Regions from separate parts of the Mus musculus genome. Here region 2 is linked to region 1. Evidence: chromatin contacts called from ENCODE Hi-C or POLR2A ChIA-PET data. All regions are on one chromosome and are shown on one strand. The core of a region is the stretch at or near the end of the contact, and the rest is flanking DNA. Distances in the headings are between cores, read along the strand shown. Region 1 holds the start of Nub1 (negative regulator of ubiquitin-like proteins 1). Region 2 holds the start of Wdr86 (WD repeat domain 86).

Evidence for each region. Hi-C counts contacts between places; a loop is a spot of excess contacts on that map. ChIA-PET counts read pairs that join two places held with the same protein, here RNA polymerase II (POLR2A).
Region 2: POLR2A ChIA-PET joins it to region 1 with 37 read pairs in embryonic stem cell. The contact joins the promoter of Wdr86 here to the promoter of Nub1 in region 1. A Hi-C loop is called at or near these places in 1 of 37 maps with a recorded cell type or tissue (v-Abl transformed pro-B cells). POLR2A ChIA-PET finds 5 or more read pairs at or near these places in 3 of 5 experiments (Patski and embryonic stem cell).

What each region holds. Positions count from the first base shown.
Region 1 is chr5:24,684,478-24,687,177 of GRCm38, reverse strand. Nub1 (negative regulator of ubiquitin-like proteins 1) reads right to left here and starts at 1,363. Exons shown (of 15, transcript NM_016736.3): 1 at 1,156-1,363.
Region 2 is chr5:24,729,246-24,731,945 of GRCm38, reverse strand. Wdr86 (WD repeat domain 86) reads left to right here and starts at 1,266. Exons shown (of 6, transcript NM_001081441.1): 1 at 1,266-1,765. The coding sequence starts at 1,603. Gm42231 (a long non-coding RNA gene) reads right to left here and starts at 956. Exons shown (of 2, transcript XR_880885.3): 1 at 880-956. RefSeq lists an enhancer at 103-1,392.

The DNA of each region.
Region 1 (2,700 bases), core at 114-2,613:
CCTTTCAGACTGTACCCAGTCCACTGTCTGATAAAAGAAGCCAAGGCTATCACAACCCTTCATCTGTGCTCCACACTGTTGCTAGGTCTGCATCACGTAATATTTATTTATTTATTTATTTAGGTTTTTTGAGACAGGGTTTCTCTGTATAGCCCTGGCTGTCCTGGAACTCACTTTGTAGACCAGGCTGGCCTCGAACTCGGAAATCCCCCGCCTCTGCCTTCCAAGTGCTGGGATTAAAGGCGTGCGCCACCACGCCCGACTAAGTTTTTTTGTTTTTGTTTTGTTTTTTTTAAAACCATGACAGAGTCTCACTACTCAGCTCTGTCCTGGAACTTACTATGTAGACCAGGCTGGACTTGAACTCACAGAGATCACCTGATCATCTCTGCCTCCTAAATGCTGGGGCTAAAGGTATGCCATGCCCAGATTAACATAAAGATTTAATGTTGAACAAAATTAAACCACCGGCTTGATTATAGTTTTGCTCGCCTTTAGCGAATTCCAGGACAACCAGAGCTACATAGTGAGTCACCATCTCAAAAAAATTAATTAATTAAATTAAACCACTGTATTCAAACCTATGAAAATCCAGTTACAGGTACCAGAATGACATGTGTTAGGTCAAAAGGAAGAAAATCTAACAGCCCAGTTTTCAATTTTAATTGGAGAACTGTTTCATGTGTGTTGCTGGGCGTTCCAACGCAGAAAACACGTAAATCATCAAGATCAGCGCTCTGAACCGAAAGTGAAACCTTAGGCATCAATGTTGAAAATACCACTTTCACTTGTAGATCAATCGAGATTGCATACAACCTTACGCACATTCAACACGTTCCCTCTCGGGGAAATGACATGCCATTAGGGCCTCCTATTTAAAAGCAAGGGAAGGAGGCGAGGACAAGTGTGGGTCCAGAAAGCTTGCGTTCTCACACCCCGCGTTCCGCTGTCAGCCCCGGCAGTCAGCTCATCCAAACTCAAGCTGCTGGCTGGTGTCCATCCCTTCCCCTCCGCCCCGCCGCGACCCCCTCCCGCTTCCGCCCCAGCCCGCCTCGCCGCGTCCGCCTGGCCGCTCCTGCCCACCGAGCCCACGGCCGCCCCGGCCGCGCTACCAGGCCCAGGCCCAAGGCCCGGTCGCTGCCGCAGCCGTCTCACCTGCGCCACTGCCGAGCCAGCTGCGACCTGCCGAGTGCCCGGATGCGGCAAAGGCCGCCGTTTGTTTTCATTCCGGGTGAGGCCGGCCCCGCCCCCGGCTCCGCCCCCTCGCGCTGTCCGGAAGGCCGGTCGAGGACCGGAGCTGCATGGAAGGGTGGGGCCAAGGGGCTTGAAGGGCGATCTGAAGCATCGAACGGAAGGAAGCCCTGAAAACGCGGCTGTGGGCGGGGCTAGTATTTAATGGGCGGGGCTGATATGGGGCGGGACAACAGAGTAGATGGAAATAGGGAGAGTGTAGCTAGGGCGGGGCTGACGTGTAAGGGGGAAGAGAGACAAAGTGGTTGGGGCGAGGGCCGCGCTGAGGGTCAGGCGATCTGTGGGCGGGGCTGGTAGTTTGCGGTGGAGCGGATGTGGGACCGGGCGAGGAGGAAGATGGAGGCAAGGGCCGACTGTAGGTGGAGCTGTTAGGTGGAAAGGCAAGGCTAAAACTGGTCAAAAGCGGTGGGAGGGGGTCTGCTGTGCAGGGGGAAGAGGCGTGGTGAGGAATGGAAGTGAGGCAATGCTAGTCTTCAATCACGAGGTCTTCGGACCACTCCCAGACCGAGTTTTTCAGAGTCAGAGGAAAATGAGTCTGCCTTTATTTATTCCCCAAAAGCCTTGACAGAGCAAGACCTGTTTTCCTGAACCTTTTCTCGTCTTCCCTCTACTAGGCCTAGGGGATCCCCTAGACTAAAGGATTCTCACACTACCCTCCACAATCCCACCAGGATCCCCGCTCATGGTGAAGTTAGGTACGCTACCCATGCCTCCCTCCAGCGGCTACTCCCACCATGAGTACAGTAGATAGAGACATCTGCTTTGCTCAGCGCTGTGAAAAATGCATGTGCCCTTATGTCTATGTAAGGGAACAATCCAAACGGGCATAAAAAAATGAAGACGCCGGGCAGTGGTGGCGCACGCCTTTAATTCCAGCACTTGGAAGGCAGAGGCGGGGGATTTCTGAGCTCGAGGCCAGCCTGGTCTACAGAGTGAGTTCCGGAAAGCCAGGGCTAAACAGAGAAACCCTGTCTCAAAAAGACCAAAAACCAAAAACCAAAAAAAAAAAAAAAAAAAAAGGCCTTTTTTTTTTTAAATACTATGAGAAAAGAAACAATGCTCTGGTGTTGAGCCCCATCTTGCTGCAGACTGTGAGAGGAGGCCTGAGCAAGCCTGCAGGAGCCTAAGCAACCAGGAACCCCAGCGAGGAGTTTGCCAATTGCCAGCCTGCCAGTGAAGCTAGATCCATCATTCAACACCCGCTTCCCACACACGTACTGGAGAACCCAGAGCAGGCCTGCTTAGTCAGTCCAAAAATGCCTGGCCTCACTGTGAATCAGGAACTAAACAAATTGTTATTATGATAAGGATCAGATTTGCAAGTTGTTTGTTATGCCCTCCAAACTGACAAAGCTTTCAGAACCAAACAAAAGAAAGTGACTGTAAACCCAAGAAAACTGTATCTGTAGATAACTGTTTCCACTCTAAGGAAATTGATTAGTTCCAGCA
Region 2 (2,700 bases), core at 17-2,516, 45 kb before region 1:
TCTTCGAGGCTGTGAATGTGTTCATGCCACCTAGTCCTGGCTGTTCCCTAAAATCTTTTACAAGTCTTCCTCCTGAGAATGCAGGTCCCTGCATCCTCTGGCTCCTCTCTAGGTGAGCAGTCTCAGTTTCCTTATCCCACACCTCAGCATGCAGGACGCTTGCTCTAGGGTGCCCACTGCTCACACACTCCTACTCCCGCTGAGCTCTCCTGTGCAGCCAGCTACCCACCAGTCTTCGCACCGGGATGATGCAAATGCCTTCTAAAGGTCAGCGTACCAGATGAACTCAGGATGGGCCCTTAGTGGGCACTCTGGCTCCTGAGTCCTCTACCCTTCCTGTACTCACCAGCTCCACATTCCAGATCCCATCAAAACACTCCTTAACACCCTCAGCTGGCTCCTCAGTGTCTCCTAAGCTGATTGAGAGTTTGGAGAAAGAAAAAAGCCCATGTATTTGGTTGCGCCACTGCCACTCGGGGAATGAAGCCGGCTGTGCCGCGGGACCCATTCTGGGGTTTTCTTGGAATTGAATGGGGTCATCCAGAGTGATTAAGGCAGGTCATCACATCACCCCGAGGGCCGCCTCCTCTAAACCATCTCTTTCCAGCCTTTCTTTCTGGACTCCAAAAAGAGCCCTGGAGGGTTCGAGAAACTCTGCGATCTTTAGGACCTGGAGGATCAGAGTTGGGGGTCACCCTCCCCGCCCCCAGCAAAGTCAGCACCCGGAACTGCTCTAATAGGAACCAGCCGACTGAGCTCCGGGAGGGCTGCGGGCTGGGTATAGGATTCCTGCAGAGCTCAGTGGGACCTCAAAGGCGCGCGCCCAGCTGGGGGTGGGGTGGTGATGGGTGGAAGGGCGAACCTGACCTCTGGTCTTACCTCCAACCCCCAACGGCCAGGATCCAGCCTGGCCCAAGTAGAATTTGGGGTGTGCTTGTTATTTCCCAGAAAGGGCGTACTCGGGGTTCCGCAGCTTCTGCCCTTCATCGGGGGTCTCCTAAGACTCCAGACTCTTCGGTCCACCTCCTTCTTGCCTTGGGCTCTGGGGACAAGGTCAGCGAGAGTGACAGGGAACAGAATCCAGCCTAGGCAGTTGGAAGGGTCGTACATGAAGCACGTGGAAACGGTCCCCAACGAGGGACCCGGATAGCTTCTAAGTTCTGTTCCCGGAGGACGACCAGGGAGTCTTGGGGTGGGGGTTGGCGCGCGGCCCGAAAAGTGGGAGGGGACAGGTTGGGGGGTGGTCTCTGAGGAGGAGCCAGGCTGGATTGTATTGTTCCGCGCTCCGCTTCTCGGGTTCTTCTACCGGCTTCAGACCTGGTGGGCTCCTCTGCGCAGAAGCGCCCACCCCTCCTGAGCCCCGAGAAGGTTCTGAGTAGGGGAGGTCTCACCTGGGTCCTTGCATCGGAGCTGAGAGAGCGGAGGACACCGGTGGAGAGTCATAATCCTTGTTCCCCGCCGCACCTCGAGCCTTTGCAGGAACGAGGCGCTCTCCCACCCCCCACGATGGCCATTGCCTGGCCGAGCCCGGCCAGGACCACGAGCGGACGCTGGAGCGCCGCTCTCTAGCCGGGCTCAGCGCCTCTTTACCCCAGGCCAGCGATGGGGAGCAGCGGGTCGGCTCTGAGGGTCTGTGCGGACCACCGCGGGGGCATCAACTGGCTGAGCCTGAGCCCCGACGGGCAGCGCCTGCTGACGGGCAGCGAGGACGGCACAGCCCGCCTCTGGAGCACCGTGGACGGCCAGTGCTGCGCGCTCCTTCAAGGTAGATGGGCGCGCGTGCTCGCGACCTTTCCCGCCTCTTCACGCTCACCTGCACCGCACCCAGACCTCACTCTTCCGGGCCCCGCAGCCCCCTTCTGGAAGAGTAGGGCTCTAGCTCCTGCTCATCCAGGAGCTCCCCCAGCCCTTGAGCTCTTGGCGGGAAGCCGTGAGGAGCCCGAGTGTGTGGGTCGCACCAAAGCGCGCACCCCAATGAAAGATCCTTTTGTCAACCAGTCCCATGAAATCCTTACACGGAACCGGTGTTACCATGTTAGGGACTTGCCCAGGGCTGAAGGGCACCCTTGAGACTTGAACCCCCACTCCTCCCCACCCCCAAGCTCCTTGTTGGCCTCATTTCAAGTATGGCCAGAAGAAAGAGGATTGGTTCAAACTTCTGGGGAATAGGGAAGTCTATCTTGCATATTTGAAATGAAACGAGAACTATCATGCACGGAAATGCATAATGTGTCTTTCGTATCCACCTGTTGATTCATATTCTGTTCACTCTGGCCAGCCTTGTCTTGGGTGCTCCCACCCTGCATTATGGGGTGCCCCTGGCCGGCTGCTGGCCTTTGCAGTCGCACATGCGGACTAGAGGAGGCATGCCAAGGTTTTTGCACAGGTACCGCTCCTTATCTTCAGCTTTTCCTCCCTGATCAGCAAATGCTGGGTGGCCTGGCCCAAGCCCTTCCAGTGAAACAGTTACCTTCAAAACTGCTTCATTCCTACGCTATCAGTTTGAAGTGAAAACAGTATAAGGTAGTTCATGGCTCCAAAGGGAGGAACATTGAATTGACAGGTATTTGGGAGCTGGTGTGAAGATGGGGAATTGGCTACAAAGTGGTCCATATTCTAACCTCCACACACAACCAGTGTTCACTGACAGGCCTCACACAGGAGGAGAGCTGTTAGCTTAAGTAAAATATGTTGCTTCCC